Regions from separate parts of the Homo sapiens genome. Here region 1 is linked to region 2. The links are chromatin contacts, found by Hi-C or POLR2A ChIA-PET in ENCODE. All regions are on one chromosome and are shown on one strand. The core of a region is the stretch at or near the end of the contact, and the rest is flanking DNA. Distances in the headings are between cores, read along the strand shown.

Evidence for each region. Hi-C counts contacts between places; a loop is a spot of excess contacts on that map. ChIA-PET counts read pairs that join two places held with the same protein, here RNA polymerase II (POLR2A). Pooled maps may share reads with other maps.
Region 1: a loop to region 2 is called in a map of sigmoid colon, with 2.1 times the contacts of the local background. The contact joins two enhancer-like sites. A Hi-C loop is called at or near these places in 17 of 168 maps with a recorded cell type or tissue (IMR-90, MCF 10A, PC-3 and 13 more) and 10 of 50 pooled maps. POLR2A ChIA-PET finds 5 or more read pairs at or near these places in 17 of 52 experiments (AG04449, AG04450, BJ and 12 more).

Annotation. Positions count from the first base shown.
Region 1 is chr3:71,102,222-71,107,036 of GRCh38, forward strand. All of the region lies in intron 7 of FOXP1 (forkhead box P1), which reads right to left. Among named protein-coding and RNA genes, the nearest start is that of FOXP1-AS1, 190 kb to the right of the region's middle. RefSeq lists an enhancer at 2,184-3,681. Within about 2 kb of position 1,535, at least 12 of the 41 ENCODE cell types and tissues checked have a DNase peak (open chromatin) inside an H3K27ac peak, as active enhancers do; they include sigmoid colon, where a contact is called at or near this core.
Region 2 is chr3:71,067,061-71,071,941 of GRCh38, forward strand. The region is part of intron 7 of FOXP1 (forkhead box P1); the gene reads right to left. Among named protein-coding and RNA genes, the nearest start is that of FOXP1-AS1, 220 kb to the right of the region's middle. Within about 2 kb of position 2,876, at least 6 of the 41 ENCODE cell types and tissues checked have a DNase peak (open chromatin) inside an H3K27ac peak, as active enhancers do; they include sigmoid colon, where a contact is called at or near this core.

The sequences.
Region 1 (4,815 bases), core at 285-2,784, 34 kb after region 2:
GTCTGGAAATAGCCGGGATGACTTCATTTAGACAGAATTACCCAAATCTGTTTCTAATATACACAGTACACATAATAAATTTTTACAATATGACAAGGAAAACAAACTTAATAAAAGTTCCCGATCTTTTGTTACACAAGCATGCTATATCCATGCTATGTTTATAATAGTTTGCTCATGATATCACAGCTCAGTAACAAAGGCCCAAGCAATACAAAAACAGTTACTAGGCATGACATCAGCTCACAACTACCGTAATTACATCGGTACACAAATTTCCCAAACTGTACATTTTCCAAACTGCTTCTCAATTTCAACGGCTGCCTTTAGACAATTACTTGCAGAGCTGTCTGCAGGCTTTGAGTAATACCCGTCTTTCTTCTCTTTCCCAAGCGTCATTTCCCTTTAGAAAGTGCATATTTCAATTATAAGCACTATTTTTCAAATATGCCCATCAACATATGTCCAAATTAGGAGACGGTGTGGTCTGGTGGTTAGCGAGGAGCATTAAGCATCAGCAACTCTGATTCCATTCCTTTTGCTTTCCCTGTTTGCGGGGCCCAGGTGGTAGCTCAGGGAGAGGCAGTAGAGTGTAATGGATGAAAGCATAGACTCTTGAGCCAGATTGTGTGGGCTAGAATCCCAGCTCTGCCACTTATCAGCTGTATGGCCTTGGACAAGTTAACTTCTCTATGCTCCACTTTCCTCCCCTGTAAAATGGGAATAATAATAGAACTTACCCCATATGGTTGTTGTACAGTAGTTGGCTCCTAGAAAGTACTATATAGTATTTACTATTTAATATGATAACTATTATCTTTCTGGGACTCAGTTTCCTGTTTGAAAACCTGGCTTAAATTAACCTGACTTAGGGTAAACTGTTTAATTTTTCTAATGTCAGGGTAGGGGGTTGCAGCCTGGTCACATTATCTCAAGATAGTGAAGTTCAATGAGTAAAGTTTGAATGAATGAATGCATGCATGTATGAATGAATGAATGAAAATATAGGTCCTGAAAATAACCCATAGTTACAGAAGTGAAAAATACTATATTGTGGAACTTGAGCTTCATCCTATTTTCTCTAATTGCTTATTTTCATGTTCCTGCAATGAATGTTGATAAACATCTCTGACCCAATAGAAATAATAAGTGTAGGGAAAACAGATATTGCCTTGTGATTTTAGAAGTGTATTTCTCTAAGCACCAAACTTTTCGAGCTCATCCTATATGCACAACCTCTGTCTCACCGTGTTGTGTGGTCAGCTGGCTTTCCTGACCGGGCAGGGTGCCAGGGGAGTGCGACTACCTCCATTGTCACTTCTGGTCCATGGTATTGCACCAAATGCTGTTATTCTAGGCTCCAGGAAATTTTCTAACCACTGGACAGGGTCCAATGCTGTGTGCTAATGAGTTTCAGATTGGAGGACCTCACTGTGCATGTGTCAGAAAAGTGCCACGGTTTATAGCAAGGTGGGGGGAGGGAAGAAAAGACACACCAAAAGAAAAAACAGTAGTTAAAAAATGCTGGCTACTCAAATTGACAGGGAACGTGACCTCTGCACTTCAGCAGAAATTCTTGCAGACTTACAAAATAAAGGAGTTTGCTTTTATCGCACACTGTGAGACTCATATGGAAAAATGGAAAACACTACATCACTTGACCTCAGCGTGCCCCCTTTCAACCACAGACGAATATTGTGTACAAAAATTCTAAATCAACTTAAGATGTTCCCCCCCCAAAAAAAGAGAGAGGCTTTAATTTTCTACATTAGACTTGATGATCACTATTTTGGTTCTGAGATTTTGCTCAGAAGATTCACACAGGAAAAAGACTCAAAATTCCAGGAAGAGTATTTTACCACTTTGGGGATAATGATGTAGTGGTCTCTATTGGCGGGGCGCATCATCGTCTATACTCCCATTGCACTGGAGAATACTGAGCAAGCCTGACTCGCCCAGGCCTGAAAGTCACTCAAGACTAAAATCATGATTATTTGCTTACATTAACAGAACACTAAAACCAATTTTAAACAACTTAAGGAAACTCGAGCCATCTTTGCTGGGTGATTCACTGCCATGGGAAACCAAGAAGCTCTTTTCTCCCTTCAAGGCAACCAATAGGCTTGATAGCAAGACCTCATTGTGGGATCACAGCCTATCCAAGAAGAAGCCGCCCTTCTGCTGCTGTTGCTGCTGCTTTTATTTTTTTCGTTAAGAAGAATCACTTCTTAGGAGTGTCTAACAGAACTTTTGAGTAATGAGATTACATTTCAGTTTTTTTTCTTTTGCCACACTTAGTCCTGGGGACTTTAAAAATCCAATTCTTTCACATCCTCTAACTGTCATCAACATTTTTTCAGATGGTGTCAATAAAATTGATTGCTTGCAGTTCTGAATTCTGTTCTGCATATGGAAACAATATAATTTATTTTAAAGAATTTTCAATAGGGATGGAAGGAGAAATGGAACCTCAGGAAACCCATCCACAACATTTGGGGAGGGGTGGGAGGGAGCAAATCCAAAGCAAAGTAAACATCCTGAACATTACCGGACGCTGGAAACTTTGACAAAACGTCCTGATATATAAACCCTAAACCTGACTGTTGTGCTGACTGATACATCTTTCTGTCAGATATGAATGATGTTTCTGGAGCATTAATATGTTCATTAAATTCTAACTCCCTATACTTAAAATATTCTCTACTTTGGCTCAGAGGCATCTTGACAGCTTTGTTGTAATCATATATGTGAGGCCCCCAGTCTACACAGTTGTAGAGATGCCTCATACCTACAACCAATCTGTTGCTTTTACAAGTTCAATCTAGTTATTAAGCAGCTGATTGTGGAACCACGTTGCTTCGACATCTTCAACTCAGCTGTATATCACAGAAACCACTATGGGTGGTGACAGAGTCCCATGATGCCTAGCAACTGTACATGCCCCTAACTCCTTAATCCGTGATACTACAAAATATGGCTTGCGTTTTCTTTTTTTTTCCCCCTCTTTCCCTGAAGCACAAGTGGACGACCAGCAAGGGTCCGACAGTGTTATTCCTAATTACCTTTTTTTTCACTCTTGATCCTGTGGCTCTCATAATTAGTTACCTGGGGCTGCAATCCAATTTGAAGTGATGACAAGAAAGTGATCCATGAAAAAGTAATAAGTTAAATCCAATTTCAGCCTTCCTCTAATTAAATGCACATGGAACTAATGACTCCAACCCTAGCATTTTAGTGATAATGGTAATTAGCGAGGTGGGAGTCACTCTCTTTTTCAACACTGGAGGTGTAAACCACAAGGTAAAATGGCAGGAGCACTCTTAATTACATGTGTCATTTTGTCAGCAATTTACACATTTTTGACCAGTCAAGTATGTTTTTCCCCTGTCCCTCTCCACCTCCTAGCCCCAACAATGATTATAATAAACTAGTCCATGTTCCAAACGCATGGACGCTCATAAGAGCACTTCAGACTTGAAAATAAGAAATAACTTTGCTTTGCTGTTGTTGATCACCTTTCTGTCCCCACCACACACACAGACACACACAGAGACACACACGCACAGGCACACACACAGACAAATAAAGATATACTTAGGGTAATTATGCAGATCTGAGTCCTCTTAATTGAAATCCAGATATTTATAGTGGAACTGATTTTTGTTGGTTTCAGCTGTCTTTTTTTTGCTTATAATATGGAAAATAGCGTAATTTACTTATTTATGGAAAATATGACACTCAGTAGGTGCTGAGTAAACACACATAAAAAGAGAGGCAATAATTAACCTCTTGACGGCACACTGGTTATCTGTGGTTCTAAAAAACCTGGCTTCCCATCCTGGTGCTGTTACTACCTTTGTGCTGTGTAGCAAGTCAGTTAATCTCTCTGTTTCCATCTTCCTCATCCATTAAATGATTTAAGGACACTGCCTATACTACAGAGTAGCTAAGGAGCTGGCCCACGTTCAGCACTGACTAAACATTCATTATCTATCACACTTTGCATGTGGTGGCAAAGACATGATTACATATAAAATATTAGCATCACATTTGCATTGTAATTCTTAGATACATTTAAACTAGTGATCATATAATTAAAGTCCAAACTGAGTTCCTTATTTTTTGTTTCTTTTTGAGACAGAGTCTCGCTGTCGCCCAGGCTGGAGTGCAGTGGCGTGATCTCGGCTCACTGCAACCTCCGCCTTCCAGGTTCAAGCGATTCTCCTGCCTCAGCCTCCCGAGTAGCTGGGACTACAGGTGCGTGCCACCACGCCCAGCTAATTTTTGCAAGATGGGGTTTCACCTTGTTGGCCAGGCTGGTCTTGAACACCTGACCTTGTGATCCGCTCGCCTTGGCTTCTCAAAGTGCTGGGGTTATAGGCGTGAGCCATTGCACCCGGCCACTTTTTTTTTTTTTTAATCGAAATAGAGTCTTGCTATGTTACCCAGACTGGCCTCAAACTCCTGAGCTCAAGAGATCCTCTGGCCTCAGCCTTCTTAGTAGCTGAGATATGGTGCACACCACTGCAGTTGCACCTGGTTCAAATAGGGATTTTTTTTTTTTTTTTTTGAGCTAGGATCTTGCTCTGTTTCCCAGGCTGGAATGCGGTGGCACCATCATGGCTCATTGTAGCCTCTACCTCCTGGGCTCATTCAATCCTGCCACCTCAGCCATCAGAGTAGCTGGGACTACAGGCACCGGGCCCGGCTAATATTTTTGTATTATTCACAGAGATGGGGTTTTGCCATGTTGCCCAGGCTGGTCTCTAACTCCTGGACTTAAGTGATCTGCCTGCCTCAGCCTCTCAAAATGCT
Region 2 (4,881 bases), core at 1,626-4,125:
AGGCCCACTGGGGAGGTGGCATTTAAAGGCTGATGGTTTGGGTAAGGGGGAGGTGACAAAAGAGAGAGGGAAATGGCTTGGCATACTAACTTAGAAGCCACCTGGAGCCCATCTCGCCCTGTCTCCAGACAGACAGATGATATGGTGACTCAGAGACTACTTCTGGGCAAGGAAATGTCCCATCAGTGATAAACCTGGATAAACTACATATGCCCAGGCCACTTTGGTTAATTCTAAACTCCTGTGGTCCTGTGTACTTGCCCTGTATTTGGGATTCAGGAAGAACTGGAACTTCCATAAGTGGAATATAATATAAAATGTTAAAACCAATAGTAACTCAGAAGACTTCGTTAAAACCATTTATTAATCACTGTGAGCACCAGGTCATTTTAGAAAAGCTGAATAAGAAAGGCCAACAAAAAAATTTTGGATTGTGGGTGTTTTAACAGTCTCATGCAGTTGTCATAATCTGAACACAAATTCCAGCCCTCATTGTACAGAGGAGGAAACTGAGGCTTAGAAAAGCAAAGTGATTTCTCCCAAGAATTAAACATGGCCAGGTGCAGTGGCTCATACTCATAATCCCAGCACTTTGGGAGGCCAAGGCAGGAAGACTGCTTTGAGGTTTGAGACCACCCTGGGCAACACAGTGGGACTCCGTCTCCAAAAATACACACACACACACACACACACACACACACACAATTAGCCACGTGTGATGGTGCATGCCTATAGTCCCAACAACTTGGGAGACTGAGGTGGCAGGATCACTTGGAGACCAGAAGTTCAAGGCTGCAGCAAGCTGTGATCGCACCACTGCACTCCAGCCTAGGCAACAGAGCAAGAAACTGTCTTAAAAAATAAAAAATAAAATAAAAAAAAAATATATACTACAGGCTTCCAAGAGGAAGCAGATACTGGATAATTATAAAAAAAAAAAGCCATAATAATATAAAATGAATACCTGTGGTGGGGGGGAGGGGATATCGAGGGGTAAGCCAACGTTTAAGGAAGAGTAAAGGAAATGCTAAATACCATACTTTAAAAATATTTTTGATGCCCACATCCTAACACCCACAACAGATACAGCTCTTGTTCAAACACCACATATTAAGAAACCTGTCAGTTGCTAAATGAGTCCATTGTGCAGCTGGCTGTGCACTTAAGAACAGATTACTATGATCCCACACCAAACTCTAACCACCAAATAACACACCTGGGACTAAAATCATGTATTATATTTGGTTCTGCTGAGCCTTAGCTTTGAACACAGAAGAAAGTGAAAGGTTTTACTGCCCATTCAGAGCTGAGAATGGAGATAAGATGTATTAAAGGAAGAGTCAGGAGGAGCGTCTCCTCAGGACATTATTCCATACACTGATGAATGGCCCTGTGGTGAGGCAGATACAGCAATGGTCCCTGGCCCACGTGGTCCTCAGTTCCAACGAAAGGCCTGCTTTGCCAGAAGCTGCTTGGAAATAACTAGAGAAAGGATACGAGCATGGGGTGAAAAATCAACTGTGTGATCAGAGGCCAAAACCTTAATTCAAGTTTGCTGTCTTCTTCTGAACAACACTTGTGTTAACACAACACACATTTTCTTTCCCCTTTCCAATTAATTTAATGGAGTATCCAGGACATATTCTGAAATGACAGAACTTAAAGAGATTCAACCAACTGATTCCAATTCCGGAGAGAGAAAGCTAAAGCAACAGGAATACAAAATGTAAGCCCAGTAACATGCCTGATGGCCTACTCAGGAAAGCGCGCCTCCCCAGAAGGAGGACTGCTTTAAGTATTTCTCCAAAGAATGGCAATGGGGCAGCCAATTAGAGTTACTAAATTGCAACAGCAATGCCCCATTCCTGAGATCTGGGGATTTGTCTCCAAGGAACCACCATTCTGTCTTGATTTAAGCAGTGCTTTTACTTAAAAATATAAATTAATACATCATCCATCTACAGGGAGCTAAGGCAGTTAGCTCCATATTGATATTGTTTATGTCACTGTTATGCATATGTTGACAATGAAGCTAATTATGTTGTTTTTCTTCTGTGCCTGCAAGTTTGGCCAAGGGAAAACACTGAGTTCTCACTGTTCCATAGGAGTTTAAATTCCCCTTAATGCATCTTCCAAATTGCCATTTGCATTTTCATGTAATGCAACATTTTATAAAGCCATTGCTTCTGGTTAATTTGTATATACACAGTGTGACATGTCAACATTCAGGTGACTTGTAAGTATGATGAGCTATGGAAAACATCAACCTAAAAACAAATCCCTTACTCTAAAAGCATTCATAAGCATCAGAGGTAAACAAAATCATGACAGAAAAGAAAAATGACAACATCCTTTCCTAACTCTGCATTTGACAGTAATAAATTACCCTCTCTCATTTATGATGAAACTATAATCCCCTGTTTTAACATAATGTAAAATTTGTTAATGGACTGCTTCTGCCATGGGGTTAGAACAGATTACACTGAAGTGTGCAAAGTTCTTGAAAAGGTACATGTTTTGGGGCAGTAGAGCATGTCCCAAAGTGCTGTACCCTTCAGATATCGGGGGGAAAACATCACTGCCACCACCACCACCAAGTGTAATTTGTTATTTCCCTCCCGAAGAGTGACAGTATTTTTGGCCCACCCACAGGCAAACCCTCGATTTTTAAGCATAACCAGAAATGGGGCACTGAAGGGGAAAGAAAAGACGGCTCTTGGGGAATGAAATTACATTTTAATTTTTTTAACGTTTACTTATGTAGAAATCGCTGAATATCAGATAAAGGCAACTGACCACCTTTATTTAGTACAGTCAGCTTTTCCAGAGATCTGTGGTGTGCAGCAGGCCTGCAAAGAGGCAAAGGGAGCGTGTCCCATCCTGCCCTCAGAACAATGCTCACACATCTTCCTCCCATGCAACACCACCCTCCTCTGACCCTAGGTTGACACACCCTCATGTCAAAACCTTCTTTACGCCTGCCCTCTGCTGGCAAGCCTGCCAGGATTAGGAAATTTTGACTACTTCAACTTATTCAAAAGACAACTTTTAAAGCCAGACAGAGAAAGGACATGTAATGAACTATTAACTGGAATATATAAATTAAGACATTTAAACAAAATGGGGGGAGAAAGGGGGACACCCCTAGTGAAATATGGCACTTTTAATGTAAAAATGCACATTCGTCTACTCTATTGCCTCCTCGCTCACAGCAGGGGAGTGCCAAACTCGATATTTTAGCTCACCTAAGAGAACAACCTGTATTACTGTTGGGCATCTTGCCTTCTTTTGCTCACTCTCCGGGGAGAGCATGTCGGCGCATTTTCAATAAAACACCTTCTTAGCAGTAATGGGCCACTGTTCCCATTTCAGTGGTCCCTAAGGTTTCACGATACAGTATATTTGGCTGACTCGCAGTTCGAGTTTTCTTCTGGCATTCCTAAGATCCAAAAAACGGAAGAGAAAAAGCAAAAGAAGAGTACTTGCTTATCCTTTGTTTCAGTAAGAAAACAGTCAACTTTGAGACTGATTAGCTGGTAGGACTTACACAAAACAAGGGCACTCTCGGGCCCTCTCCCCTGCTACGGGAACCCTCCGCGCACGTGTGGGCCAGACTCCCAGCTGAAGGAGGGCTCTGGGCATTAGGGGGTAAATTTCTGCAGCAGCGTGCTGGGGTTTAACAGTGCAACTCCTGTCAGTGTCAATGGGAAGCACAAGGCCTGTACAAATCCCTGCATACCATTTCAAAAATATATCTCCAAGACGGGAAAATGAAGCTTAGCAGTTGCAACCTCAAAAGCATTCAGGAAGTAGCACTCTTGACAGCGCTTTAGATGCCGAGTAAATGGTCTTATAAAGAACACCCAATCCAGCCGACAATAAATCTTACACCGGGGAAGCCGGCACAGGGCTGTGGAATCCCCTCCAAGATAATTGCCTTCCACACTGTGTGGCATAGAAGCTGCTACACAGAAAACATTTTCCGGGGCTCTGCGCTCGCTATGGCTTGCTTTTCTTTCCCTAATAGTCACCAATTACACAGACACTCACACCCTGTCTTTAAGAGTGACCACATAAAAGTCTCAAGGTTTGTCTCCTTTTCTAGAAAAAAAGGTTGTAAGGCCAGTTCTAGTGGGGAGCGGGTGGGAGAGGGAGGTTGAGAACAGAGGGTGTGTTTAAGAACTCAGGAATGGAATCTGACACAGGCATCCAGGTGAGCAACCCTGGGTGTCTCCACTTTCCAGTCTTTGACGGTTCATGTAGTTTCCAGACAGCTCCAAGTACTGGGGCTCATCTACAGGCCGCTGAAGCGGTCAGCACATCTTTTCTAGTCCACAGAGGCCTCAAGCAGGCTGTTTAACTCTGAGATAGTACAGGAGTACTACATATGACTTAGGATTCTATTAATGACTTTGTCAGGAATAATAGTGTGATTGTGGGCAAGTCACGTCACCTCTCTGCGCCTGCACATTTCAGCTAAACAAAGAGGAAGATGGATGAGATCTCTCTATAATTTCTTTTTTTCTTTTTTGAGATGGAGTCTCGCTCTTGTCACCCAGCCTGGAGTGCAATGGCGCATCTTGGCTCACTGCAACCTCCGCCCCCTGTGTTCAAGCGATTATCCTGCCTCAGCCTCCCAAATAGCTGGGATTACAGGCACCTGCCACCACGCCTGGCTAATTTTTGTATTTTTAGTAGAGACGGTGTTTCACCATGTTGCCCAGACTGGTCTCAAACTCCCGACACCTCAGGTGATCGGCCTGCTTCAGCCTCCCAAGGTGCTGGGATTACAGGCGTGAGCCACTGCGCCCAGCCTCTGTAGTTTAACAACAACAACAACAACGACAACAACAACAGCTATCATTACTGGTATCCTTACAC